2 separate regions of the Homo sapiens genome follow, and region 1 is linked to region 2. The links are chromatin loops, found by intact Hi-C in ENCODE. Cell type or tissue: ovary. All regions are shown on one strand. Each heading gives the region's core, and the rest is flanking DNA. Links, peaks and the distances in the headings are about the cores only. Region 1 has its middle 77 kb from the start of TOP3B. Region 2 overlaps YPEL1 (yippee like 1).

The links. A loop is a pair of places that touch in the nucleus more often than their neighbours do. Peaks named below come from ENCODE experiments on the same cell type or tissue, not always from the same donor. Only the 100,000 strongest peaks of a DNase experiment are listed, where the experiment ranks them.
Region 1: it touches region 2 in a loop (4-fold over the local background); 2 of 110 quality-filtered maps call a loop at or near these places.

The regions. Positions count from the first base shown.
Region 1 is chr22:22,052,432-22,068,055 of GRCh38, reverse strand. It overlaps IGL, the pseudogene IGLVIV-66-1 and the pseudogene IGLVV-66. Among named protein-coding and RNA genes, the nearest start is that of TOP3B, 77 kb to the right of the region's middle. RefSeq lists enhancers at 9,532-10,295, 10,296-11,059. In ovary, for the core only: no CTCF peak of the experiment used is centred there; DNase peaks (open chromatin) are centred at 6,729 and 7,305; H3K27ac peaks cover 957 bases.
Region 2 is chr22:21,708,817-21,723,200 of GRCh38, reverse strand. YPEL1 (yippee like 1) reads left to right here. Exons shown (of 5, transcript NM_013313.5): 2 at 12,293-12,573. The coding sequence starts at 12,457. It also overlaps the pseudogene RN7SL280P. Among named protein-coding and RNA genes, the nearest start is that of YPEL1, 20 kb to the left of the region's middle. RefSeq lists a silencer at 9,174-9,332 and enhancers at 9,541-9,590, 11,959-13,158. In ovary, for the core only: a CTCF peak has its summit at 9,869 (motif pointing left); a DNase peak (open chromatin) is centred at 9,840.

The DNA of each region.
Region 1 (15,624 bases), core at 2,986-10,985, 350 kb before region 2:
TGAGAGAGCAGAACGCAAAACTCAAAGTGTATTATGGCCTGGCATCAGTCATTTTCTCAATATCCTATCAATTGTACTAGTGATCCCTTTTCAATATGTACAGGGATGTGAGTGCTAGGAGACAGAGATATTTAGGTATAACTTGAAGTCCAGCTGCCACACATGGTAAATTCTTAGAAAACACAACTCTGAGGTCACAAATGCCTCAGATTGACACAGAGTGAAGCAAACTCTATATGTCAGCAAGACCATTGAATTCCCACATGTCCCCAGAGAATAGGGGCCTTGTGTGCAGAATCTTTGGGATCTTTTTCAGTCTGCGTGTCCAGATATCACTTTTCCTTTTATCATCATCATTTCAGTGGACATAAACATGATGTATTAGAGTTGATTTAACAGTATCATGATTCACAGGATATACAAGATAGTCCATATAAATATTCTTATAAATGGGCCACTTCTACCCTTGAACTCCTTGCAAAGGGTAATGAGCCAATAGCTGCCTCCTGTGACTGATGGGATGGAATGGAAGTGCAGTGAGGGGTGTCAGCCCTGGCTTTGGGGAGTACAGCCAGGTAGGAGGTAGTACAAACCGTCACCTGCATGTGTGACCCACAGGTACAACCAGAGAGGAGCCAGCTAGTGGGGAGGCATTGTCCTCCTACCTGGACTCCCACAGTGGGTGGGTGAAGCAGTTAACAGGCGATGCTCTGTGAAAAGGCACAACAGTGCCTGAGTTGACGGACACCATAGCAGTGATTTAACTGTGAGCCTCATCTGCTGGAAGATGTAGCTCTGGGTGAGCACCTTGCACTCTACAGCTCTTGGCAAAGATGTCAAATCTAATGTATTGTTTGAACTTCACCACAAGTGAAGGAGGGCATGAGCAATCCTTGTAGGAAGTGGAGTGAAATGAAGCTCTCAGAAGTTAGAGGCCAGCCCTGAACATCACACAGGTAAGGTGTGTTAGGTTCTGTCTTCCTCCAACCCGTATGTATGTTTCAGGTGAGCAAGGATCACCAGTTTGCTGTCTAGAAATATTAGTGCGAGGAGTGGATGCTTGAATGCTTGCACAGGACAAGGCCTTCTGACTTCTCTACGCATCTTGTGGAGGGTCCAGGCCCATATTCTAGACAAGGAAGGAAGCGGATGGAAAACAGTAAATGATGAGTTACTTTTAGGGTCTCCCAGAAAAGAGGGAATGAGCAAGTAATTGGTGAAATATGCTAGTAATCTCCTCAATTATCATGCCCTAGTTTCTTTCCATTTAAGACTTCCTCCCTTACTTCACATTTTTTATCACAAAATTTTACTGTAAGCAGCAAGAATGAATGAGGTTATACTTTTAATACTTTGCTTGGAAATATTCTCAGCTAAATATCCAAGTTTGCTGCTCACCTGTTCTGCTTTCCATACAATTGCATGAAACAATCCAGCCAACCTGTTTTCCACCAAAAAACAATGATCCCCTTTCCTCCGGTTTTCCCACAAAAGTCAAAAGAGCGCTCTTAATTCCCTGTGAACTCCCATCAGTGCACCAGGAGCTCCTTTACTGGATGTATTTCTTTTATCTTCTTTTCTTTCTTTCTTTTTTTTTTTTTTTTTTTTTGAGATGGAGTCTCACTCTGTCACCAGGCTGGAGGGCAGTGGTGTGATCTGTCTGGACTTACTGCAACCCCCACCTCCCAGGTTCAAGTGATTCCCCTGCCTCAGCCTCCTGAGTAGCTTGGACTGCAGGCATGCACCACCACACCTGGCTAAATTTTTTTGTATTTTGGTAGAGACAAGTTTTCACCATGTTGGCCAGGATGGTCTCGATCTCCTGACCTTATGATCTGCCCTCCTTGGTCTCCCAAAGTGCTGGTACTGGCTGTATTTCTACTTCCAGTCTGTAGATGTATAATTAGGTATTTGCTAAGAAAAATGTAACTAGACCAGGCACAGTGGCTGATGCCTGTAATCCCAGCACTTTGGGAGGCTGAGGCAGGCAGATCATTTGAAGTCAGGAGTTGGAGACTAGCCTGGACAACATGGTGAAACCCCATCTCTACTAAAATTACGAACCTTAGCCGGGCATGGTGGCGCACACCTGTAGTCCCAGCTACTTGGGAGGCTGAGGCACAAAAATCGCTTGAACCCAGGAGGTGGAGGCTGCAGTGAGCCAAGATTGTACCACTGCAATGCAGCCTGGGCAACACAGCAAGACCCTGTCTCAAAAAAAAAAAAAGAAAGAAAAAAAAGAAAGAAAATGTAGCTTTTTCGCTACCATGCTTCTGACTTCCTACTGAGCCCATCCCAGCCAAGTCTTTAGCAACCATATCTGCATTAACACCATGCTCAAAGCAATCTAGGATTTTTCTAACATGCTTTCCAAAATTCTGCCAAACTCTATCTCTTGTCTGCTTCCAAAACTATTTCCATATTTTAAGTATTTTTTTTAACAGCAACACTCCTCTTCCATTCTTTTCCACATATTTTTCTGTTCTTGTTGTGACAAATTACTACAAACCCAGTGGCTTGGTGGGTGAATATATATTTAGCGAGACAGGGAGGAGAAAATGGGGTGATATCTGGGGCTGGATATTCCAGGACAGAAGATGTGGGTTGGTTATCACCTGAGAACTAGGCACTTTGTCCTCTACAGATTTGGAGCTATTAATGTCTAGATCTAGATCTATCTATAGAAATAGATATTTATTTCATAAAAAGGAGAAAGAGGTGCCAGGCTTCTGTTACAGACAGCTTTCATGGAGTAGAGATTGGACTTAGGTTAGGGTTCACACAAGGAAGGGCAATGTAGGTCTGATGGAACAGGACAGCGCCATAGAGCCAGAGGACAGATCTGGGGGATGTAGAGGATTTCAATCTCCAGCTTCAGTGACCAACTGGAGGTGCCATACGTATACAGTAGAGAAACAAATTAAACTCTGAGGCTTACAATGTCTGTGACCAAGAAAGTGGACATGCCATAAAAGCAGATAAAATATACTATAAGGGGTGCATGTTTGGGAAGATGAGATAACCCTTCCAGCTTGGAGATGAATATGGTATCTGCTTTAGCAAGAATATGTCATGTTTATGAAAAGTGTTTCAAGATAAAACTATTCTCCAATCTTTCTTGCCTTGAATAAATAATTTTTTCAGAGAGTCAATGAATAACAGTCACATCTACAGTTATCACCCATTCCAACAGGTGATTATAAAATAAGTGTTTACCTAAAATATATCTTGTTCAATTACTTAGTAACTGGAGGCTCATCCTTTTCCATGGTCTCTGCACAAACCCATGGGACCCAGTCCATCCTGCTGGTCACCTTTCCAGCACTCAAGTTCATATTCCTCTCTTGTTCTCTAAACACAGAAGTCAACATTCTAATTTAATATATCCCCTTGAATCAATTCACAACCCAAACTCAAAATACACATAAAGCAGTAAAAATCACTTTATTTTCCTCAGATCTTTTTCTCTTACTGAGAATTCTATTTAGGTGAATTCACATATTCGTTCAACAAACATGGTATTAATTGGCTGTTTGCGCTAGGCTGAGTCCTAGGGTTTGTAGATACAGTGGTGAAAAAACAGGACAGAGAGAAAAAATATGAATCTTAGTTCCCAGTAGGGGAAGGCCTATTCATTAAATTAGAGCCCCCTGCAAGGTGTCATGTTTTGCCCAACCAAATCCAAAGGGGCCTCATGCAGAGCGCAGGGACCTTGCTCTGTGTAGCTGCCTGCTTTTCGGTGTCTTGCTCTGAAAGTCTCAGCCATCTATGTTTTTCTGACTTCTCATCTGTGTGTTCTGAGCTGTGTAAAAAGCTCACGATTATCTTGGTCACCACCTCCTTCTGGGCCAAAAATTGTCTCCAAAAAAAAATCTGTGGTCCAGGCGCGGTGGCTCACGCCTGTAATCCCAGCACTTTGGGAGGCCGAGGCGGGCGGATCACGAGGTCAGGAAATTGAGACCATCCTGGTTAACACAGTGAAACCCCGTCTCTACTAAAAAAATACAAAAAATCAGCCAGGTGTGGTGGCAGGCTCCTGTAGTCCCAGCTACTCGGGAGGCTGAGGCGGGAGAATGACGTGAACCCGGGAGGCGGAGCTTGCAGTGAGCCGAGATAGAGCCAGTGCACTCCAGCCTGGGCAACAGAGCGAGACTCCGTCTAAAAAAAAAAAAAAAAGATATACTTAATGTTAAATGACGAGTTAATGGGTGCAGCACATCAACATGGCACATGTATACATATGTAATAGACCTGCAGGTTGTGCACATGTACCCTAAAACTTAAAGTATAATTAAAAAAAAAAAATCTGTGTTGGCTGGGTGCAGTGGCTCACACCTGTAATCCCAGCACTTTGGGAGGCCGAGGTGGGCAGATCAGTCAGGAGTTTAAGACCAGCCTGACCAACATGGCGAAACCCCCTCTCTACTAAAAGGACAAAAAAATTAGCTGGGCATGGTGGTGAGTGCCTATAATCTCAGCTATTCGGGAGGCTGAGTCAGGAGAATTGCTTGAACCTGGGAGGCAGAGTTTGCAGTGAGCGGAGATCACATCACTGTACTCCAGCCTGGGCGACAGAGCAGGACCCTAACTCGAAAAAAAAAAAGTGAAGAAAAAGAAATCCGTGTCCACTGCAGTGCTCATTTGCGTGTTAGGGTCCTTTCTCTGAGGTTACATAATCAAGTTATCCCTGTTGGCCAATATTCACTGTCTGGAAATAGTCATTACATGCACTCGATTATGTCTTAAAGTGTTGTTTATGGTGTAAGAACTCCATCTATTGCATCATGGCAGGAAACAGAAATTGACACACTTTTGGTGTAACCGTCTTTGTCTATTTGACTTTTTAGAACTTAGTAAGCTTTATCCCACCATGACGCTTTCCATAAGTTTTATATCTATGAGTTCCGATTAATGCTGATTAAGGTTTATTGAACTTTTTAGGGATTGAGTATGTTTCTTTTTGTCAAATTTGGGAAAGTTTTGGTTACCATTTTTCAATTACATTATTCTGTTTCTTTTCCTCACTCTTACCCTTCTGGGCCTTTCATTATGTGTATATTGGTACACTTGATGGTGTCAAGAGGGTCTTTAGGTCCTGCGTATTTTTCCACCCTTATTTCATTCTATTCCTGTAATAGGATAATATCAATTAATCTATGTTTATTTCAATGACTCTTTCTTTTATATCTTTTATTAATATTCTTTATTTGGAGATACATTCTTTTCATGCTTTTTTGAACATTTTTACATTTTTAAAATTTCTTTGAGCAAATGGAGAAATAATGGAGTTGAAGTATTGGTCAAATAAGACCAGTGTTTCTGCCTCTTTGAAAATAGTTTTTGTCAACTTTTAATTTTTTTGTTTTTTTAATGTTTTTTTCTTTGTTATTTTCCGTTATATATGGCAATATGTTCCTGTGTCTTGAACCTACCTCATTATTTTGCTTTGACAAATGGAAATTTTAAATAATATAATGTGACAGTTCTGGAAATTAGAACTTTTTTGTAAAGCGTTTTGGTTGATGTTGTTGCTGTTTTTGCTATAGTTGTTATTGTTGATGATGTATTGTTTCATGGTTTTCCAGGAGGGTTCTGCAAGTCTGTATTCTTTGCATGTGAAGTTAATGAAGTCTCTGCTCAATCACATTAGTAGTTTCCTAATTACTGGACAGATATTTCCTGAAGCAATACTTCCTTCAGCTTTTGCCAAGGACTCCATGAGATGTACTTATTTTGAAAATAAATAAATAAATAAGTAAATAAATGAAATCCTTCATTCCAGATCAGGGTTACCAGGATGATATTCATGGCTATTTCTATTCCTCCTTCTTTGGTAACTTTCTGCTTATCTGTTGTCATCTTCAGTGTGTTGGAAATAAGTTCTCCTCCTTATCCCTTACTCCCAAATCCCAGGCACTGAACACCTGAGAATACCTTCAGAAACCCCCAAAGGGTTTAAAGCTTTTCATCTCAATCTCTATAAATCTTTATTCTATTTTTATTTATCTGGAATATGCTTTCTAGCATGTTGATAGACTTCTAAAATTTATTTAAGTCAGAAGTTTTCTTCTAAGATTGATCATTTAAATGATCTCAATAAGACAGGACTGAGGTATGCAGCTGAGTCCCAGTGTCTGAATATGAAAAGGAGAATTTCTTTGCACCCCCCTATATAGCCACAATACACCAGACCAGCAGGAGGAGACAGGCTCTGTTGTAATATTTGCGCAATAGTTACAGATCAGAGTGCACTCCCTAGAGGCCTGGCCTAAAAAGCTGTTTCCAAGGGAACTTGAAGCAGGAATCAGAAAATATCTGGCTCTCTACTCGTAAAATTAAAGTACACACACACACGCATTCACACACACACACACATAACATATTTGAGTATGCAGGTCAGCAGACACTGGTTCTGAGAGCCATTTTTCAACCTTGGTAGCAGAGTAGAAAAACAGTTTTTGTCTCATTTCCCCATTTATCTGTGCTTTACCCAAACGGCACACCAATGCTACAATCTGTACCACAGATATAGTCAGCTCCATCCTCAGACGGGATTGTAGAAATGACACTATAGTGGTCAGCTCCAGTCCTGGAGACTGAGAACTAGTGACTGGGAATCCCAGCCCCCTTGGTGTGGCTTCCATCACTCTTAAGCTGCATCAGGTACTGATGGGCCTTCCCTGGCTGCTGCCGAAAGCATTCAATGGCATAGCTGCTATGCTGACTGCTGAGTGTGGGCGAGCTTGGCCAGGGCTCCCAGGGAGGCAGATGCAGAGGTCGACTGAGTCGGCACGGGCTGCCAGAGGGATCCCGAAAACACAGACAGCCATTATACACTGAATAAAGCAGAACAGGGAAGGACAGTTCTGGCATGAGTTGGGAGGTGGTGTCAGTGAGCTGGGGGATCAGGATGCTTTGTGCTGTCCTGGACTGTGCAGTGAAGGAGGACAATGAGGAGGAGGAGTGGGGTCAAGGCCATGGTGCAGACTCCCCGGATCTCTGCAGAGGAAGCCACGCGGCAGGTCTCTCGTGTTCACCCTCTAGCCTTAGAGGAGAGAGATGGGCCTTTCATGCAAATGTGCTCCTCTTCCCCTGCCCAAGCGTGCCCCTCCCTGGGCCCGTGTGCAGTCCCAGTGGCTGGGTCATTTCTGGGAAGAGTAGGCCTGGGATGTACCTGGACTGAGGCTCCCAAAGGGCCCAGAGAGGACCCAGCTGCTGGCCCCAGTGAGCCCTAGGCAGAGGCCAGGGCCAGGTATCATTTCCCAGCTAAGAGCCCCACAGACTCTAAGTGCCAGCCCCACAGCGCCCCCTGCTGCCCAGGCCCAGGTCCATCGTGCCTGTGACCAGAGGCCAGGTGGACCCAACAGAGTTGCCATCCTCCACCGGGGCCTTGACCAGTGCTGGCTCCCTACCTCAGGGCAGAGTGAGGTTCCCTCTCAGGGCAGTTTTCTACATCATCTCAGTCTTTAGTTTTCCACACTGGCCTCCTCAATGGGAAAAAAGACACACAATTCACCGCACTTTATAAGGAGTCCCCAGGGGAAGTGTGTCTCAGGTACACATTCTATGTGGTACACATATCTATTCTGTAATGGAATAATTTCATTGACTAGAACAAAATGTTTTAATTCTGCAGCAATGGAAATGTTGTGAGTACGCATGGGGCACATGAGTATATGTGTTCATAAAAAGCACACTGAAATTTACAATTAAGATCTGCAAATTTCACTTTACATATTATGCTTCAAGATAAGTTTTAAAAATAAAAAAGAGAAAAAATACCATTTTTTCAGATCAAAAAAATAGAATTTGCCACAAGATCTACTCTAAATGAAATTCTGAAGCTCTTTTTTAGTAAAATCTCAGTAAGCAGCCACCAAAATTTTCAAGAAATAAGTGTTAAAGAAAGTGGGGAAATGTGGAAAAACCCAAAGGAAAATTGAGTCTGTAAAACTATGATTATAATAACATCAGTTGATGTATAAATGCATATATGTATAACATAAAGCATATGTGTGAACTTATGAACATGTATTAATAGATTTGTGTGCACATGTGTAAATATATGACATAACTATGTTTTGACATTATATACATTTGTAGAGATTAAATGGAATTGAAGGGTTTACACTCAGACTCTACTCTCTGAAGTTTTATTTTAAACACTGAGCACCCCTAGTCTCTTCATATTTCCCAATCAGGGGGACAGCCTCCAGGGGATATTCCAGTTTGCATTTAGTCTCCAGAGAATCCCTTTCTTGTGATGATATATAGGAGTAACGCCCCACCCAAATCCCCTGAGCAGGACAATGTATGATAAAAGCTTCAGATCAAAGGGCAAGGCTGCTGCAGTCAGAGGGTTAGCGTCCTGCAGGGATCTCAAAAGGGCATCCAGCATAGTGAATATGAACAAAGGGATCACTTCTATTCTTTAACCAGAGTTCCCCAGCACACTTGAGGGTCCAGGGCATCTGTGATATGCAATATAATCCCATTATCACATGGTCTGTGACAATCCCAACCAAGCAATCTGACCACCATCACAAGGGGTTGCCTCCCCTCCCCAGATCAGCTCAGCTGTTTCATGCTCCAAAATATTCATATTCAGGAGGAAGAACTTTCCTCACTGGGCACCACCTGCAAAGGAAACAGAACAATGTCCTGTGGCATTGGCACTAATCAGGCTTTATTGGGGGCATTTTCAGGAATGGACTCAGCAAGGGTCGCAGCCCTTGTACCTCTCATCAGCCTCATAAGAAGCAGAGCTGGCCTGGGCTAGGGAAGCTGGGTGGATTTGGGGCTAAAGTTCAGGATAAGTACTTTGCAAAATGCTTTACCTTTTAACACATTGAGTGGGTGACAGGCCATAAATGGAGATGTAATGAGAGGAGAGTCAGAAGCTGCTCAGGGGAGGTGCAAGGCCAAGACTGAAATCAGTGCTTGTGGCACCTGGAGAATTCCAGAGAAGTTGAGATCTCTGGGGAGGAGCCAAGAGTAGTCCAAGCTAACTAACATAAGGAAACCCTGAGTTAGACTTTGGAGTCACCCACAGACTGTCTTGTTTGACTCTCACTATTAATGGAGGCCAGTAGAAAGGTCCCACCCTGTACTGAAGAATGAAAAATACAAACAACAAAGCTGCTACTGATGAGCCACACTCGGTCCCAGACAGTGTATTGTTGCCTGCACAAGGCAGAGAGAATGCAGGGGAGGTTCTAATCTCACTTCCCCGTAAGTCTGGAGCACAGTGAAAGTGCCACTGTTGCTGTGATATGTAAAATAGTAATAGTCGGACTTGATCTCAGGCTGCTCAGAAATGTGCAGAATCCCTGCACATTGCCCGAGGGATCTTTGGATTCACAGAAGTGACTGGGGACCCCAGAGTCCTGGTGCTTACTTGAGTCTGAGTAGTATCTCAGGAGATACTGGGGAAGGCTCCGTGACTTCTGCTGGTACAAGAATATGTGACAGCCTCCAACAATGCAGCCACTACTTGGGGTACAGGGAAGTCTTATAGCATTTCTCAGATGTGCAGAGAGGGAGGGCAGCTGAATAAGCAAAGGCTGAGAGAGGGAACCTGCAAGCAAAGATGATCGTGGGTGAGGAATCAGGACAAAGGGTGAGAGTGAAACACAGGGCAAGAACTCAGGCTAGGGGGCTTCCCCAGGACGTGAGACCTGTCCCTACCTGAGAAATGATAGAATATCACAGGAGAATAGGTGCCCAGGTCACAGTGGACACAGCCCTCCTGAGGTCCAGAGCTGGAATGGCTTCTCCAGGCCTCTCTTATCCCCTTCAGTGGCCTCACAAAGGAGGGGTTATGGATGCAAGTGTGTTGCTCCCACTGCCTACCCCCAACTCTCCCGATGGATTTATCAGTATCTGGGAGCTGTTGTCGGGGTGTCTGGCACACAGGACTTGGAAGAAGGTGGGGGTGCTGGGACCATATCTAGCTGCTAAATCTGTGTCAGTGAGTGCAGACTCCATCTACCCAGCCCTGGGGAGTTTGGGGGGGGTGGCAAGTTTTGGGTTTTCACTGTGCAGACACTGAGTGTGACTCACAGTGCCCTGTGCTGCTCACTGGCCAGACAGCAGTCTTTCTGTGAAAATCACATGAGTGGAGTCACCTGAGAGCCTGGTCATTGCTAATCCACAGCATCCATAGACCACACCTTTGCCCTGTCTGGAGATAACTCATATTAATAAACAGCCTTTCCACTGAGGATTTCTGAATTACTAGAAAAGCAAAAATATCAGGTCCATCCAACATGAGGAGGCTGCAGTGATGGCAGAATGCAGAAGGCTCGGAATACACAGGGAAGGTCTCTTCCAAGATGGCCAAACAGGAACAGCTCTGGTCTGCAGCTCCCAGTGAGATCGACGCAGAAGACAGGTGATTTCTGCATTTCCAACTGAGGTACCTGGTTCATCTCATTGGGACTAGTTGGACAGTGGGTGCAACCCAAAGAGCTGAAGCATGGTGGGGTGTCACCTCACCCGGGAAGCACAAGGGGTCGGGGGATTCCCCTTTCCTAGCCAAGGGAAGCCTGACAGACTGTACTGGGAGAAATGGTACACTCCTGACCAAATACTGCGCTTTTCCCACAGTCTTAGCAACCGGCAGACCAGGAGATACCCTCCCGTTGCCTGGCTCAGCAGGTCCCAGGCCCACAGAGCCTTGCTCACTACTAGTGCAGCAGTCTGAGATCAACCTGTGACACTGCAGCTTGATGGGGGGAGGGGCACCTGCCATTGCTGAGGCTTGAGTAGCTCACAGTGTAAACAAAGAGGCAGGGAAGCATGAACTGGGCAGAGCCCACCACAGCTCAGCAAGGCCTACTGCCTCTGTAGATTCCACCTCTGGGGGAGGGCATAGTAGAACAAAAGGCAGCAGACAGCTTCTGCAGACTTAAACGTCCCTGTCTGACAGCTCTGAAGAGAGCAGTGGTTCTCTCAACATGGTGTTCGAGCTCTGAGAATGGACAGACTGCCTCCTCAAGCGGGTCTCTGACACCCATGCAACCTGACTGGGAAACACCTCCCAGTAGGGGCCGACAGACGTCTCAAACAGGCGGTGCCCCTCTGGGACGAAGCTTCCAGAGGAAGTATCAGGTAGCAATATTTACTGATCTGCAGCCTATGCTGGTGATACCCAGGCAATCAGGGTCTGGAGTGGACCTCCAGCAAACTCCAACAGACCTGCAGCCGAGGGGTCTGACTGTTAGAAGGAAAACTAACAAACGGAAAGGAATGGCATCAACATCAACAGAAAGGACATCTACACCAAAACCCCATCTGTAGGTCACCAACATCAAAGACCAAAGGTAGATAAAACCATAAAGATGGGGAGAAACCAGAGCAGACAAGCTGAAAATTCCAAAAAACAGAGTGCCTCTTCTCCTCCAAAGGACCACAGCTCCTCGCCAGCAAGGGAACAAAACTGGACAGAGAATGAGTTTGACGAGTTGACAGAAGTAGGCTTCAGAAGGTCGGTAATAACGAACTTCTCTGAGCTAAAGGAGCATGTTCTAACCCATCGCAAGGAAGCTAAAAACCTTGAAAAAGGTTAGACGAATGGCTAACTAGAACAAACAGTGTAGAGAAGACCTTAAATGACCTGATGGAGCTGAAAACCATGGCATGAGAACTTCGTGACGCATGCACAAGCTTCAATAGCCGATTCAATCAAGTGGAAGAAACGATATCAGTGATTGAAGATCAAATTAATGAAATAAACAAAGAAGACAAGATTAGAGAAAAAAGAGTGAAAAGAAATGAACAAAGCCTCCAAAAAATATGGGACTACGGGAAAAGACCAAATATATGTTTGATTGTTGTACCAGAGAGTGACGGGGAGAATGGAACCAAGTTAGAAAACACTCTTCAGGGCCAGGTGCGGTGGCTCATGCCTCCTAATCCCAGATCTTTGGAAGGCCGAGGTGGGCAGACCATGAGGTCAGGAGATCAAGACCCTCCTGGCTAACATGATGAAACCCTGTCTTTACCAAAAAATATGAAAAATTAGCCGGGAATGGTGGTGGGTGCCTGTAGTCCCAGCTACTCGGGAGGCTGAGGCAGGAGAATGGTGGGAACCCAGGAGGCAGAGTTTGCAGTGAGCCAAGATCGCACCACTGCACTCCAACCTGGGTGACAGTGGGAGACTCTGTCTCAAAAAAAACCAAAAAAAAAAAACCCTCTTCAGGATATTATCCAGGAGAACTTACTCAACCTAGCAAGGCAGGCCAACATTCATATTCAGGAAATACAGAGAGCACCACAAAGATACTCCCCAAGAAGAGCAATCCCAAGACACATAATTGTCAGATTCACCAAGGTTGAAATCAAGGAAAAAATGTTAAAAGCACCCAGAGAGAAAGGTCAGGTTACCTACAAATGGAAGCCCATCAGACTAACAGTGGATCTCTCAGCAGAAACCATACAAGCCAGAAGAGAGTGGGGGCCAATATTCAATATTCTTAAAGAAAAGAATTTTCAAACCAGAATCTCATATCCAGCCAAACTAAGCTTAATAAGTGAAGGAGAAATAAAATATTTTACAGACAAGCAAATGCTGAGAGATTTTGTTACCACTAGGCCTGCCTTACAAGAGCTCCTGAAGGAAGTACTAAACATGGAAAGGAACAACAGGTTCCAGCCACTGCAAAAACATGCCAAATGGTAAAGATCATTGAAGCTATGAAGAAACTGCATCATTAACAGGCAAAATAACCAGCTAACATCATAATGACAGGATGAAATTCAAACCCAACAATATTAACCTTAAATGTAAATGGGCCAAATGCCCCAATTAAAAGACACAGACTGGCAAATTGGATAAAGAGTCAAGACCCATCAGTGTGCTGTATCCAGGAGACCCATCTCATGTGCAAAGACACACATAGGCTCAAAATAAAGGGATGGAGGAAGATCTACCAAGCAAATGGAAAGCAAAAAAAAAGCAGGGGTTGCAATCCTAGTCTTTGATAAAACAGACTTTAAACCAACAAAGATCAAAAGAGACAAAGAAAGCCACTACATAATAGTAAAGGGATCAATTCAACAAGAAGAGCTAACTATCCTAAATATATATGCACCCAATACAGGAGCACCCAGATTCATAAAGCAAGTCCTTAGAGACCTACAAAGAGACTTAGACTCCCACACAATAATAATGGAAGGCTTTAACATCCTACTGTCAATGTTAGACAGATCAATGAGACAGAAGGTTAACAAGGATATCCAGGACTTGAGCTCAGCTCTGGACCATGCAGACCTAATAGACACCTACAGAACTCTACACCCCAAATCAACAGAATATGCATTCTTCTCAGCACCACATCGCACTTATTCTAAAATTGACCACATAATTGGTAGTAAAACACTCCTCAGCAAATGTAAAAGAAAAGAAATCACAAAAAACTGTCTCTCGGACCACAGTGCAATCAAACTAGAACTCAGGATTAAGAAACTCACTCAAAACCACTCAACTAATGGAAACTGAAAAACCTGCTCCTGAATGACTACTGGGTACATAACGAAATGAAGGCAGAAATAAAGACGTTATTTGAAACCAATGAGAACAAAGACACAACGTACTAGAATCTCTGGGACACGTTTAAAGCAGTGTGTAGAGGGAAATTTATAGCACTAAATGCCAACAAGAGAAAGCAGGAAAGATCTCAAATCGACACCCTAACATCACAATTAAAAGAATTAGAGAAGCAAGAGCAAACACATTCAAAAGCTAGTAGAAGGCAAGACATAACTAAGATCAGAGCAGAACTGAAGGAGATAGAGACACAAAAAACCCTTCAAAAAATCAATGAATCCAGGAGCTGGTTTTTTGAAAAGATCAACAAAATTGATAAACCGCTAGCAACACTAATAAAGAAGAAAAGAGAGAAGAATCAAATAGACACAACAAAAAATGATAAAGGAGATATCACCACCCATCCCACAGAAATACAAACTGCCATCAGAATACTATAAGAACCTCTACACAAGAAAACTAGAAAATCTAGAAGAAATGGATAAATTCCTGTACACATACACCCTCCCAAGACTAAACCAGGAAGAGGCTGAATCTCTTAATAGACCAATAACAGGTTCTGAAATTGAGGCAATAATTGATAGCCTACCAACCAAAAAAAGTCCAGGACCAGACAGACTCACAGCCGAATTCTACCAGAGGTACAAAGAGGAGCTGGTACCATTCCTTCTAAAACTATTTCAATCAATAGAAAAAGAGGGAATCCTCCCTAACTCATTTTAGGAGGCTAGCATCATCTTGATACCAAAGCCTGGTAGAGACACAACAAAAAAAGAGAATTTTAGGCCAATATCCCTGATGAACATTGATGCGAAAATCCTCAATAAAATACTGGCAAACCAAATCCAACAGCACATCAAAAAGGTTATCCACCACGATCAAGTCAGCTTCATCCCTAGGATGCAAGGCTGGTTCAACATATGCAAATCAATAAATGTAATCCATCACATAAACAGAACCAGCGACAAAAACCACATGATTACCTCAATAGATGCAGAAAAGGCCTTCGACAAAATTCAACAGCCCTTCATGCTAAAAACTCTCAATAAACTAGGTATTGATGGAATATATCTCAAAATAATAAGAGCTATTTATGACAAACCCACAGCCAATATCATACTGAATGGGCAAAAACTGGAAGCATTCTGTTTGAAAACCAGCACAAGACAAGGATGCCCTCTCCTATTCAACACAGTGTTGGAAGTTCTGGCTAGAGCAATCAGGCAAGAGAAAGAAATAAAGGGTATTCAACTGGGAAAAGACGAAGTCAAATTGTCTCCGTTTGCAGATGACAAGATTGTATATTTGGAAAACCCCATCATCTCAGCCCAAAATCTCCATAAGCTAATTAGCAACTTCAGTAAGGTCACAGGATACAAAATCAATGTGCAAAAATCACAAGCATTCCTATACACCAATAGTAGACTAACAGAGAGCCAAATCATGAGTGAACTCCCACTCACAATTAATACAAAGAGAATAAAATACCTAGGAATCCAACTTACAAGGAATGTGAAGGACCTCTTCAAGGAGAACTACAAACCACTGCTCGATGAAATAAAAGGGGACACAAACAAATGGAAGAACATTCCATGCTCATAGATAAGAATAACCAATATCATGAAAATGGCCATACTGCCCAAGGTAATTTATAGATTCAATGCTATCCCCATCAAGCTACCACTGACTTTCTTCACAGAATTGGAAAAAACTACTTTAAAGTTCATATGGAACCTAAAAAGAGCCTGCATAGCCAAGACAATCCTAAGCAAAAAGAACAAAGCTGGAGGCATCATGCTACCTGACTTCAAACTATACTACAAGTCTACAGTAACCAAAACAGCATGGTACTGGTACCAAAACATATATATAGACGAATGGAACAGAACAGAGGCCTCAGAAATAACACCACGCATCTACAATCATCTGATTTTTGACAAACCTGACTAAAAAAAGCAATGAGGAAAGGATTCCCCCTTTAATAAATGGTGCTGGGAAAACTGGCTAGCCATATGTAGAAAGCTGAAACTGGATGTCTTCCTTACACAGTATACAAAAATTAACTCAAGATGGAT
Region 2 (14,384 bases), core at 6,385-14,384:
AATTAAATAAAATCCCCTGCCAGGCGCACCACTCACTGCTGTAGTCCCAGCAACTCGGGAGGCTGAGGTGGGGAGATCGCTTGAACCCAGGAGTTCTGGGCTGTAATGTGCTATGCAGTTCAGTTGTCCACACTAAGTTAGGCATCAATATGGTGACCTCCCAGGAGCAGGGGACCACCAGGTTGCCTAAAGAGGGGTGAACAGGCCTAAGTTGAAAACAAAGCAGGTCAAAACTCCCATGTTGATCAGTAGTGGCATCGTGCCTGTAAATAGCCACTGCACTCCAGCCTGGGCAGCATATTTAAAAAAAAATTAATTAAAAAAAAATAATCCCCCAGAAGTCGTTGCCACCCCTTCCTGCCCAGGGTCCTCACTTCCTGTGCTCTTACTCCTAACACAGGTGTCCTTTGTGGAAGGACAAGCGATGTGCACCAGTGTTGGCCCCAGAGGTTACGGACTGTGGGGTGGGGGCTTGCGTTTTCTCCCAAAAGATGATCTGCAGTTAGGCATTCATGGCATTTAGAAATTCAAAATAAACAAAACCCTTGGCAAATGGCCACTTGTTTTGTTTTTTTTTTGCCCCCGAGACAGAGTCTCACTCTGTTGCCTAGGCTGGAATGCAGTGGCACGATGTCGGCTCACTGCAATCTCCGTCTCCCAGGTTCGAGTGATTCTCCTGGCTCAGCCCCCTGAAGTAGCTGGGATTACAGGCATGCACCACCATGCCTGGCTATTTTTTTGTATTTTTAGTAGAGACAGGTGTTTTTTGGTTTTGGGGTTTTTTTGAGAACGAGTCTCACTCTGTTGCCCAGGCTGGAGTGCAGTGGCGTGATCTCGGCTTACTGCAACCTCCATCTCCAGGGTTCAAGCATTTCTTCTGCCTCAGCCTCCCAAGTAGCTGGGACTACAGGCACGTGCCACCACATCTGGCTAATTTTGTATTTTTAGTAGAGATGGGGTTTCACCATATTGGCCAGGCTGGTCTTGAACTCCTGACCTTGTGATCTGCCTGCCTTGGCCTCCGAAAGTGCTGGGATTACAAGCATGAGCCACCGCGCTGGCCAAATGGCCACTTTTTGAAGTGCTTTCCCTGTATGTGTATACCATGTTCTCTTTATGGACTACTATTTAGCCTTAAAAAAAGACAAGGGAATTCTGTAGTAGGCAACAACATGGATGTACCTTGAAGACATTATGTGCTCAGTGAAATAAGCCAGGTATGGACAAACACTGCATGATTCTGCTTACATGAGGTATCTAGAGAAGTCAAATTCATGGAATCAAACATCAGGATGGTAGCTGCCAGGGGCTTGGTGGAGGAGGAAATGGGAATTTATTAATCCACAGGCATAAAGTTTCAGGTAAGGAAGATGAACGAGCCCTAGAGATCTGCTGTCCATTGTACCGAGAGTCTACAATGTTCTGTCCACTTAAAATGTGTTCAGGACAAACAGCAATTAAAGAAAAAAAAATGTTGGGCCGGGCACAGTGGCTCAGGCCTGTAATCCCAGCCCTTTGGAAGGCCAAAGCAGGTGGATCACTTGAGGTCAGGAGTTGGAGACCGGCCTAGCCAACATGGCGAAACCTCTTCTCTACTAAAAATATAAAAATTAGCCAGTCATGGTGATGTGCACCTGTAATCCAAACTACTCAGGAGGCTGAGGCAGGAGAATCGCTTGAACCCAGGAGGTGGAGGTTGCAGTGAGCCAAGATCACGCCACTGTACTCCAGCCTGAGTGACAGAACGAGACTCTGTCTCAAAAAAAAAAAAAAAAGAAAAAAAGGCTGGGCATGGTGGCTCACTGCTGTAATCTCAGCACTTTGGGAGGCTGCGGCGGGCAGATCACGAGGTCAGGAGATTTAGACCATCCTGGCTAACATGGTGAAACCTCATCTCTACTAAAAATACACACAAAAAAAATTAGCCGGGCGTGGTGGCACACGCCTGTAATCCCAGCTACTCAGGAGGCTGAGGCTTGAACCCAGGAGGCGGAGGTTGCACTGAGCTGAGATTGTGCCACTGCACTCCAGCCTGGGCAACAGTGCGAGACTCTGTCCTCCCCTCCCCCCCCCAAAAAACCCAAAATGTTGGCCAGGTACAGTGGCTCACACCTGTAATCCCAGCACTTTGGGAGGCTGAGGCAGACAGATCACTTGAGGCCAGGAGTTTGAGACCAGCCTGGCCAACATGGTGAAACACCATCTCTACTAAAAATACAAAAAAATTAGCTGGGTGTGGTGGTGTGCACCTGTAGTCCCAGCTACTCTGGTGGCTGAGGCAGGAGAATTGCTTGAACCCAGAAGGCAGGGTTTGCAGTAAGCTGAGATCACACCACTGCACTCCAGTCTGAGTGACAGAGCAAGACTCTCAAAAAAAAAAAAAAAAACAAAATCGGCCAGGCATGGTGGCTCATGCCTATAATCCCAGCACTTTGGGAAGCCGTGGTGGGTGGGAGGCCAAGGCGGGTGGATCATGTGAGGTCAGGAGTTTGAGACCAGCCTGGCCAACATGGTGAAGCCCCATCTCTACTAAAAATACAAAATTAGCTGGGCATGGTGGTGCATGCCTGTAGGCCCAGCTACTCAGGAGGCTGAGGCAGGAAAATTGCTTGAACCCAGGAGGTGGAGGCTGCAGTGAGTCGAAATCATGCCATTGCACTCCAGCCTGGGTGACAGAGTGAGACTGTCTCAAAAAATCGCAGTCAGGTGTGGTGGCTGATGCCTGTAATCCCAGCACTTTGGGAGGCTGGGGCGGTTAGATCACTTGAACCCAGGCGTTTGAGACCAGCTTGGGTAACAAAGTGAGACCCCATCTCTACAACAAAAAAATTAGCCAGGCGTGGTGGCATGGGCCTGTAGTGTCAGCTACTTGGGAGGCTGAGCTGGGAGGATTGCTTGAGCCCAGGAGGTCAAGGCTGCAGTGAGCTGTGTGACCATGCCACTGCACTCCGGCCTCGGCAACAGACTGAGACCTTGTCTCACACACAAAAAAGTGATACTGCTTTTTTTTTTTTTTTTTTTTTGATACAGAGTCTCGCTCTGTCACCCAGGCTAGAGTGCATTGGTGCTATGTCAGTTCACTGCAACCTCTGCCTCCCAGGTTCAAGTGATTCTCCTGCCTCAGCCTCCCAAGTAGCTGGGATTACAGGCACTCACCACCACGCCTGGCTAATTTTTTTTTTTTTTTTTGAGATGGAGTCTCGCTCTGTCACCCACGCTGGAGTGCAGTGGTGCGATCTTGGCTCCCTGCAACCTCCGCCCCCCAGGTTCAAACGATTCTCCCACCTCAGCCTCCTGAGTAGCTGGGATTACAGGTGCGCTGTAATTTTTGTATTTTTAGTAGAGACGGGTTTCACCATCTTGGCCAGGCTGGTCTTGAACTCCTGACCTCATGATCCACCCGCCTGGGCCTCCCAAAGTGCTGGGATTCCAGGCGTGAGCCACCGCGTCCGGCCGCCTGGCTAATTTTTGTATTTTCAATAGAGACGGGGTTTCGCCATGTTGTCCAGACTGGTCTCGAGCTCCTGACCTCAAGTGATCCTCCTGCCTCACCCTCCCAAAGTGTTGGGATTACAGGCATAAGTCACCGCCCCTGGCTGATACTACTTATTTTAAAATGATGAACAAAGTGAAGGGCAGTTTCTGTAGCTCTCTACTTGAGTCACTTGGAGCAGGGATTCTGAACGCTAGAGACCTGAATACCCAGTTTGTGAATAAGTTTCCTGTCTCTCTCTTAGCTGCTTCACTTCATATTCTTAGTATCTTTGTTAAAGGGAAGTCCAGGGAAAGAAGAGAGAAATGAAAGTTTATTAATTTAAGTCTCATTTTAGTAACAAGAAACTTAGTTGAAAATATCACAGAGATTGAACATGAGTTCAGTAAGAAGTGAAGTCAGAACGCTTCCTTCCATGAACTGGTGCAACATGCATGGATTTGAATGAGCTACTGACAAGTTGTCACATGACATCCTCGTGCACCGTGTGGGACATGTGGACAGGAGAGCAGAGGTGGAAGTGGTGCTGGGCTCCTGGAGGGTGGTGGCCGAGCTGATACCTGTCCCCATGACCTCCCCAGGGCATGTCAGCAAGTTTCATGGAAGAGATGCCAGATGGAAGAGATGGCAGGGTTCAGATTCATGAAGGGCCCAGTAGTTCAGGGCAATAGATAAGATCTAATAAAATGTACTGTGTTAACGCTAAATGTGAGGTCTTCTTGATTCTAAGAAACCCAAGAGAAAATTTCAGGATTGGCACAAGATGACTTAATAGCAGCTAGTAAGAAAAAGAGTTTAAGGTTTGGGGAAATCACCCATCAGGAATATCCAATATAGGCAGACTTTTTCAGAAATTCTTTAACATAATATTGGAGAAAGAAATGGACTTCATTTAGAAGATGGTGTGTGTGTGTGTGTGTGTGTATTTACACGTGTATACCTTTGTACAGAAATTTCCTCCACAAAATTCCTGCTAGATGAAGTCATCTCTGTTGATAAATGTGATGAACTGTTGATTTTGTTAATGAAATCGGATTCAGCTTGGTTTCTCTTCTCCTGCAGATGTGCTTGGTCCAGCAGTATTCCCCTGGGAACTGTTCTCCAGGCGCTGCAGAGCTCCTCTGTGCTGTCTGTATCCACCTGTGGTCTGTTTCCGGGCTCTCTTTCATGTCACATTGACCTGTTTTTGTATCTTATGCCAGTCTTTTTTCTTTTATTTATTTATTTATATTATTATTTTTTTTTGATGGAGCCTCGCTCTGTTGCCCAGGCTGGAGTGCAGTGGTGCGATCTCAGCTCACTGCAAGCTCCACCTCCTGAGTTCACGCCATTCTCCTGCCTCAGCCTCCCAAGTAGCTGGGACTACAGGTGCCCACCACCACGCCCCACTAATTTTTTTTGTATTTTTAGTAGAGATGGGGTTTCATTGTGTTAGCCAGGATGGTCTCCATCTCCTGACCTCATGATCCACCCGCCTTGGCCTCCCAAAGTGCTGGGATTACAGGCATGAGCCACTGCACCCAGACTCAGACTCTTTGTTGTTGTTGTTGTTGTTTTGTTTTTGTTTTTTTTTTTTTTTGAGACAGAGTCTCACTCATTACCTAGGCTAAGTCCAGTGGCACAATCTCTGCTCATTGCAGCCTCGACCCCTTGGGCTCAAGCAATCCTCCCACTTCAGCCTCCCTAGTAGCTGGGACCACAGACACGTGACGCCACACTTGGCTAATTGAAAAACACTTTTTTTGCGTAGAGACAGGGTCTCACTGTTGCACAGGCTGGTCTCAAACTCCTGGGCTCAAGCAATCCTCCTGCCTTGGCCTCCCAAAGTGCTGGGATGACAAGTGTGAGCCACTATGTCCAGCCTTTGCCCCACTTCTTGAAAGATATTTTCACTGAATGTAAAATCTGAGATATCAGTTATTATCTTTCAGAATCATAATTGTCCCTTTCTCTGCTGCCTTTTGGGCTCTTGTTTTACCTGGGAGCTTGTTCTGTTGAACAGGTCATTTTTCCTTCCTCTGGACACTTTTAAGACTTTTTTCCCCTTTATCTTTGGTGTTTTGCAGTTTCATTATTTGTCTAGCTGTGGCTTTATTTTTATTTATCCTGCTTTAGGACTGTTGGGCTTTTTAAGTCTGTGGATTAGTAGCTTTTCCTTAATTCTGGAGAATCCACAATCATCAATTATTCACAAAGCGCCTCTACCCCATTTTCTTCTTGCCTCAACCTTCTGAAATCCAAATAAATGTCATCTCTCCCTGCTTCACATCTCTTAGTTTAAGACTCATATTTCCACCTTCCTCACTGTTTTTTTGTTTTTTTTTTTTTTTTGAGACGGACTATTGCTCTGTTACCCAAGGCTGGAGTGCAGTGGCGCAATCTCAGCTCACTGCAACCTCCGCCTCCCGGGTTCAAGCAACTCTCCTGCCTCAGCCTCCTGAGTAGCTGAGACTACAGGCAGACACCACCACGCCCGGCTAATTTTTGTATTTTTAGTAGAGACGGGGTTTCACCGTGTTGGCCAGGCTGGTCTCGAACTCCTGACCTTGTGATCCGCCCCCCGCCCCCCCAGCCCCGGCCTCCCAAAGTGCTGGGATTACAGGCGTGAGCCAGCGCGCCCGGCCTCTCGCTCTTCTTTATTCAGCATAATTTATTCTGACGTATCTTCAGTGTAGGTATTCTCTTTTTATTCTCCTATTCCTGTTAAACCCATTGGGCTGAATGCTGTTTATTTCTAGAATGTCTACACCTGTTTTTCTGCAAGGTCATTTTTTTTCTCGTTTGCTGTTGGTTACATATACTCTCAAGCTCATCGGTTCCCTCCGTGAGTACAGGTAAGTGGAGGAGCCTCATGGTCTGCCTCAGGTCTTTGAGATGTTGAGTCTCTGGATCTGGTCCTGCTGCTGGCCTTTTCTGTCCTTGCTCATGGGGCATTGTTTCTGTGAATGTGTGGTTACTTTTGACTGCATTACTCATTGTCCTGGAAAAATGACTTTGTGGGAATTTTTCAGATCTAGGATAAAGATGCTTCCTCCAAACTAGGTTTACGCTTCCTTCTGCCAGGTACCTCAGGGCGCTGTCAGCCTAAAGCCAATTTAAACTAAATCCATCAACTGTGAGCTTTTGGAATCTTCTCACTGGTGTGAATTTGGGCCATAAGTCCTGTGAGGGCTGTCCTATGATCACTGCTCTGTGGGGTGGGGACCAGCCTTAGAGTTCTCATCGGAAGCCCGGGGTGGCTGGATGGGGGCAGATGTTTTCAGGGCAAGAGCGGCTTGGCTCGCCTCTCTGGTTTCTGGTTTCCCCAGATGGTGCCTGGCGGCTCCTCACTGTCTTGTCAGCCCCTGGATGCCTTTAAGAAAACATCCTTTTATTTTGTCAGCATTTTTGGTACTTCTCAGTGGGAGGGCTGGTCCAAGTATTTGGCTTATCATAGTTTTACAAAAAGTTGGTTTCTATGAAATCTTAAGTCACCTCTTTTTTAAAAATGTAACTTTTAGTCTGGGCGCGGTGGCTCACTCCTGTAATCCCAGCACTCTGGGAAGCCGGGGCAGGCAGATCACTTGAGGCCAGGAATTTGAGACCAGCCTGGACAACATGGTGAAACCCCATCTCTACTAAAAATACAAAAATTAGTCAGGTGTAGGGCCAGGCGCAGTGGCTCACGCCTGTAATCCCAGCACTTTGGGAGGCCAAGGCAGGTGGATCAACTCAGGTTGGGAGTTTGAGACCAGCCTGACCAACATGGAGAAACCCCGTCTTTACTAAAAATACAAAATTAGCTGGGTGTGGTGGCGCATGCCTGTAATCCCAGTGCTCGTGAGGCTGAGACAGGAGAATCACTTGAACCCGGGAGGTGGAGGTTGTGGTGAGCCAAGATCGTGCCATTGCACTCCAGCCTGGGCAATAAGAGCGAAACTCTGTCTCAAAAAAAAAAAAAAAAAAAGAAAAGAAAAAGAAAAATTAGGTGTGGTGGCACGTGCCAGTAGTCCCAGCTACTCAGGAGGCTGAGGCAGGAGAATCACTTGAACCCGGGAGGCGGAGGTTGCAGTGAGCGCAGATGGTGCCATCGCACTCCAGCCTGGGCGACAGAGATTCCATCTCAAAAAAATAAAAAAAATAAAAAATCTACCTTTTATGTTTTTTATTTGAACTATACATAGTAAGCAGCGTGGGGTTTTTTTGTTTGTTTGTTTGTTGTTGTTGTTTTTTCTTGAGATGGAGTCTCACTCTGTCTCCAGGCTGGAGTGCAGTGGTGCAATCTCGGCTCACTGCAGCCTCCGCCTCCCGGGTTCAAGTGATTCTCCTGCTTCAGCCTCCCGAGTAGCTGGTACTACAGGCGCACGCCACCACGCCCAGCTAATATTTGTATTTTTAATAGAGACGGGGTTTTCACCATGTTGGCCAGGATGGTCTCGAACTCCTGACCTGGCGATCTGCCCGCCTCAGCCTCCCAAAGTGCTGGGATTACAGATGTGAGCCACCACACCCAGCCTTAATAGTTTTTTTGTCTAGTTACACTTTTTCTTTTAGAGAACTTGAAACCCATTAATGCACATGTACATACATAATCCACACATATATGTATATGTATGTGTGTGTGTGTATATGGCATATCCATTTATCCACATACTATACATACATGCCTTACACTATAGTTTCCTGAAGCTTACATCACAGGCACAGTCATGTCCACATTCCAGTAATGCTTATCATTCCACGACCGATATGGCTTAATGTATGCTTTAGTTTTCAGAATATATCACTTACTCCTACGAATCAGTAAGGAAAGGACCAGCAGCTAATAGAAAATGTGACAAAGATTTGAAAAGGAGGAATCATAAAAGGTGCCCACCTGTATGGTCAGGTTGAAGCAAATTAAAGCCACAATGAGATGCTGCTGCCTTATACCTGCCAGGCAGCAGAAGTGTTAAAATTTGACCATATCAAGTTGGCGGGATAAAGATCAGCAGGGACTCATGTTCGCTGCTGGCAGGATGACCTTGTCACCGGCACTTGGGAGGTGCTGCTGTGTGCACGGGCATCTGCTCCTGGGATTGTTCCAACGAAACACCTGCCTGTGCGGCTCAGGAGAGGTGACAGCGACAGCAGCACCATTTAGTAGCCAGCCTGGGAGCCGATACACATCCACACCCCGTCAGTGGCTGCATGCAGTGTATCTGACGGGACACCAGGTGAAGGGGGCCCAGCTGCACATGGGGACAGAGGCAGACTTGGCTGCACGTCAGCAGAGAAGTCTCACAGCATCGTCGGTGTCAAGTTCAAAACACGGAACACGCAGCAGTGTGGCTCAGGGCCACACACGGGGCACAGCCATCAGGACAAGCAAAGACCAAGAAGCACCAAGTCCAAGTTAGGCAGCATCTCAGGCCGGGGCACCAAGGAAGGGCACAGCAGCGCCGTGGTGACCGGGTCCCAGTACCATCCTGGGTGGCCGCCACCGGCCGTTTGTGTCTTCCGTTCACACGATTACAAACGCTGCGTTCTGCCCACACACATCTTCAGTCCCAGATGTGAGAAGGTGACCCTCTAATGCAGGCGTGCCTGCGCAGGTGGGGGGCAGACGCCGTCCTGGGTGTCATCCCATGGAAGGGCACAGGACAGGCTGCTGCCGGAGCAGAGGTCACATGGGGTGGGGGGCGGTGGGGGGTGCATCTCAGGAGGAGCAGGTGTGAGGACACTGCTGGCGCTTGGCTCTTCTTCCCAGCCCCGTGCTCTCGAATTTGGGGAAACCCTTGCTCTTCTGTTTGGCCTGAAAGAAAATCCGGTGTGCCTGACTCTCTGCAGGCCCCTTGTCACAGGCCAGGCTGGGGTGGTGCCACCAGGAAAACTTGGCGCACGTCCTGTTGCTGATGATGGCAGCATCAGTCATGGACTTAACCTTCTTTTGTTAATGAGACCTTAGAAATGTAAAAATGATACACTCTTCTTTAAAATAATTGTAGTCAGTACACATAACTCTTACCATCTTAACCATTTCTAAGTGTACAGTTCAGTGACATTAAATATATTCACATTTTTGTACAGCCATCGCCACCCTCCAACCTCCAGAATTCTTCATGTTGCAAAACTGAAACACTGCACCCATGAAGCGGGGACTCCCCTGCCCCTGGCAGCTCTTTCTGTCTCTGAGTCCCACTACTCTAAGTACCTCATACAATATTTGTCCTTTGTGACTGGCTTACTTCACTGAGCATAGTGTCCTCAGGGTTCCTCCATGCTGTAGCTGTGACAGGAGCCCCCTCCTGTTAAAGGCTGGATAACATTCCACTGTATGCAGACGCCACATTTTGATCATGAGAATGCCCGTTTGTGGAGGGACACACTGTTGCTTCCCCCTCGTGGCTGTTGTGGATAATGTCGCTGTGAGCATGGGTGTGCAGACATGGCTTTGAGACCCTGTTTTCAGTTCTCGTGGATTTATACCCAGCAGTGGAATTGCTGGAGCCCATGGTAATTCTATATTTCGTTTTTTGAGGAATTACCATACTGTTTCCCATAGTGCCTCCAGCATTTTACATTTTTACCCTCAATGCACAAGGCTCCAATTCCTCCACATCCTCACCAACGCTTATTTTCCGTGTGTGCGCGTTGATAGTAGCCGTCCTAGAGGGTGTGTGGTGGTGTCTCAACGTGGTCCTTGTCTGCCTCCCTCAGGATCAGTGACATGGAGCACCTTTTCACGTGCTTGTGGGCCATCTGTATATCTTCTTCGGAGAAATGTTTATATAAGTCCTTTGTCCATTTTTAATCAGATTGGGGTTGTTTTGTTGAGTTGTAGGAGTTTCTTAAATATATTCTAATAACTATATAGAATATAGATATATAGGTCCTTTGTCCATTTTTTAATCAGATTGTGTTTCTTTTTGCTGAGTTTTTTTTAACATATTCTAACAACTAGAATATATAGAGAATATAGATACATAGGTCCTTTATCCATTTTCCTTTTTTTTTTTTTTTTGAGATGTAGTCTCACTCTGTCGCCCAGGCTGGAGTGCAGTGATATGGTCTCGGCTCACTGCAACCGCTGCCTCCTGGGTTCAAGCAATTCTGCTGCCTCGGCCTCCCAAGTAGCTGGGACTACAAGCACCCGCCACCACGCCCGGCTAATTTTTTGTATTTTTAGTAGAGACGGGGTTTCGCCATGTTGACTAGGGTGGTCTCGATCTCCTGACCTAGTGATCCACCTTCTTCGGCCTCCCATAATGCTGGGATTACAGGCGTGAGCCACCACGCCGGGCCCATACCCGGCCCTTTATCCATTTTTTAACCTGTTTGTTTGATTTGCTGAGTTGTAGTTGTTTTTTTTTTTTTTTTTTACATATTCCAATAACTAGGATATATAGAGAATATGGATATATAGAGAATATGTATAGAGAGAATATAGAATATATGTATTCTAGATATTAACACCTTATCAGGTATATGATTTAAAAATATTTTCCCTCATTCTCTGGGTTGCCTCTGTTGATAGTATCCTTTGAAGCACAAAAGTTTTTATTTATTTATTTAGAGACAGGGTTTCACTCTGTTGCTCAGGCTGGAGTGCAGTTGGACGATCTCAGCTCACTTGAGCCTCAACTTCCCAGGCTCAAGCCATCCTCCCACCTCAGCTATCCCAAGTAGCTGGGACCACAGGCACAGGGACCACACCCAGCTAATTTTGTGTATTTTTAGTTGAGATGAGGTATTGCTTTGTTGCCCAGGCTGGTTTTGAGTTCCTGGGCTCAAGTGGTCCACCCACCTCAGCCTCCCAAAGTGCTGGGACCACAGGCGTGAGCACTGCACCGAGCCAGAAGTTTTGAATTTTTACGAAGTCTAATGTGTCTGTTTTTCTTTTGCTGCCCATGCTTTTGGTATCGTATCCAAGAGATGATTGCCACATCCAATGTCATGAAGCTTTTCCCCTGTGTTTCCTTCTAAGAGTTTTATAGTCTTAGCTCTCACATTTAGGTCTTTTATTTTGAGTTAATTTGTATACGGTGTTAGGTAAGAGTCCAACTTTATATTTTTGCAGGTGGATATCCAGTTGTTGTGACACCATTTGTTGAAAGACTGTCCTTTCCCCATTGAATGGTCTTGACACCCTGTTGAAGATCATGTGACCATACATAAGGGTTTATTTCAGGACTGGAATTTCTTAAAGATTAAATAATACTGGATCCATCACTCACATTCCTCAATGTCCTGGTGCTCTGCGTGGTGAATTCCCGGATTCGGGGTGGGGTGCATCCAGCCCTGCCACCGGGCCCACTCACCGGGCGTCTTGGTTCTGCCTCTCCTTTCATGTTTCCAAAGCCAAACCTGGTATAAGAAGAATTTGAATCAATGTTTTTCTCAAATTATTTGCATGTAAAAGGAGTTCATTTTTTCACTTCCAACTAAATGTAAAGTGGTTAAGCAGTGGCATGGTGTCAGTGTTCATTTTGTCTACAATTGATACTAAAGAGTTGGATCTTGGTCAGGCGCAGTGGTGCTTGTAATCCCAGCACTTTGGGAGGCCAGGCTTGGTGGCGTGTTCCTGTAATCCCAGCTACTCAGAGGCTGAGGTAGAAGAATCGCTTGAACCCAGGAGGAGGAGGTTGCAGCGAGCTGAGATTGCGCCACTGCACTCCAGCCTGGGCAACAGAGTGAGACTCCATCTCAAAAAAAAAAAAAAATTCTAGTCCTGCCACCCCCCCACCCCGCGTGTTGCTTCACAACACATGAATCCCATATGTACCTGCTTCACACGCATGTTCTCTCTGTAACCCACCACTTTGTCTGATTGGTTGGCAGGTTACGTTTTTCTCTCGTCCCAGCTGTGTGGACAGTGCCACACGCCCTCCTGGACAACGACGGCTCTTGCGTGCATTTTCCAGTGTTGCTTTTGTCAGAGAGGCCAGCAGAGCCACGGTTCTTCCAGAACCAGCCCTGAGCTGAGTGAGGAGTGCCCAGGAGAGATGGTGAAAATGACAAAGTCCAAAACTTTCCAAGCGTATCTGCCGAACTGTCACCGAACGTACAGCTGTATCCACTGCAGAGCACACCTGGCCAATCATGACGAGCTCATCTCCAAGGCAAGTGGCTTATGCCAAAAAATTGATGGCACAATGATTATCTGTCATTGTGGTACCTACATAGTGGAAGAATATTTAAGCATCACATGACTTCCTGAGTCTGCTGTGTCCTGAACGTCTAGAGCCTTCTAGGCAGCATTGGTGAGCGTTTTGTGCATGGTTAAGTGTGGCTGTGCCACGATCTCAGATGTGATCCTGGCATGGTGGGCGGTTTTCCAGGGCCAGGCAGCTGGCACTCCCAGGGATTACGAGGGGCAAGGTGAATCACTTGTTACTCACAGCAGAAAGCCAGAGAGGACTGAATGAGCAAAAGAAGTCTAGAAAAATCTGTGGAAATGGTTTAATAATAAGGGTATTAAGACATTTTAAAAACTCAGCATGGTTAAGAAGGAAAGGGGTTGCTCAGAAAAATGCCCCAGAGGGTGTGGCTGCGTTTGTCGGTTGTGTAGGAGCCCTGGGTGAAGCTCTGGCTGGTCTCTGTGCATAGAACCCATGAGCAGCCTTGAAGATGTAAACAAGATCCCCTGGCCCCTCCTTACTGTGCTGAGCTCCTCATTAGCAGTGTGTGGCGTTGATCATCAACCAGTTGTGAACATTTAAACAGGCCAAACATCATGGAGGAGCTGATGCTCAGTCGGAATGACAGTGTTCTCCACCCATCCTCAGGTCATGACATCCCCCCAGCCTCAGGTCATGAACTCCCCGCATCCTCATACGTCATGACCACCGATCCTCAGGTCATGACCTCCCACATCCTCACAGGTCATGACCTCCCCCATGCTCAATTCATGACTTGCACCCATCCTCACGGATCATTACCTCCACTCATCCTTATAGGTCATGACCTCCCCCCATCCTCACAGGCCATGACCTCCCCCCATCCTCAGGTCATGACGTCTCCCCATCTTCACAGGTCACGACCACTTTGGGAACAAAGTTTGTCAGGAAGTTGTGCCTTTCAGAAATCTTTTCTTCTTTTTTTAAATAGGTATTTTATTTACTTTTATTTTTTCTTGTAGAGACAGGGTTTTACCATGTTGCCAAGGCTGGTCTTGTACTCCTGGCCTCAAGCGATCCTCCTGCCTTGGCCTCCCAAAGTGCTGGGATTATAGGTGTGAGTCACCACGCCCAGCCAGGAATCTCTTAGGTTTCCTGTTTAACTCAAGAGAAGAACATTTACCTGCTTGTATTTTCAGTAGGTAATAGTGAGAGGCTCCTCATTTCTGTTCATCATCTGAGATAGAAACTGTTGAACGAGGCAGAGTTTCTGCTCTCTCATTGCCTCTGGGGCTCCTGTGTGCACTGGGAAGTGTGAGGTGAGAAGTGGAAGGAGCCAGGCACCCCATTTCCTCGGTGTTTTCTGAGGTAGGCTTAGTGTGTAAAATGACATGAGGTAATGAGAGGCGGAGCTGCTCTGGGCCCCTGGGTAGGGGCAGTGAAGCTTGTGGCCTTGTGGAGCCCCGTGACACCTGTGTGTTGGCCATGACCTAAGCAGGTGACCTGAGCACTGAGAGGTGGTCAATGTCCGGCCCCATGCATGGTTTTGTTTCGGAAGCATGCCAGGTGTGTTCCTTGCTACATGGTCAAAAGGAATTTGAGATGCTTCTGTTGAACAGCCTGGAGGTCATCAATGAGCTGTTTTAAAAATTGTATCAGCTGGGCGTGGTGGCTCACCCCTGTAATCCCAGCACTTTGGGAGACCGAGGTGGGCGGATCACTTGAGGTCAGGAGTTTGAGACCAGACCAGCCTGACCAACATGGAGAAACCCCGTCTCTACTAAAAAAAATACAAAATTAGCCGGGTGTGGTGG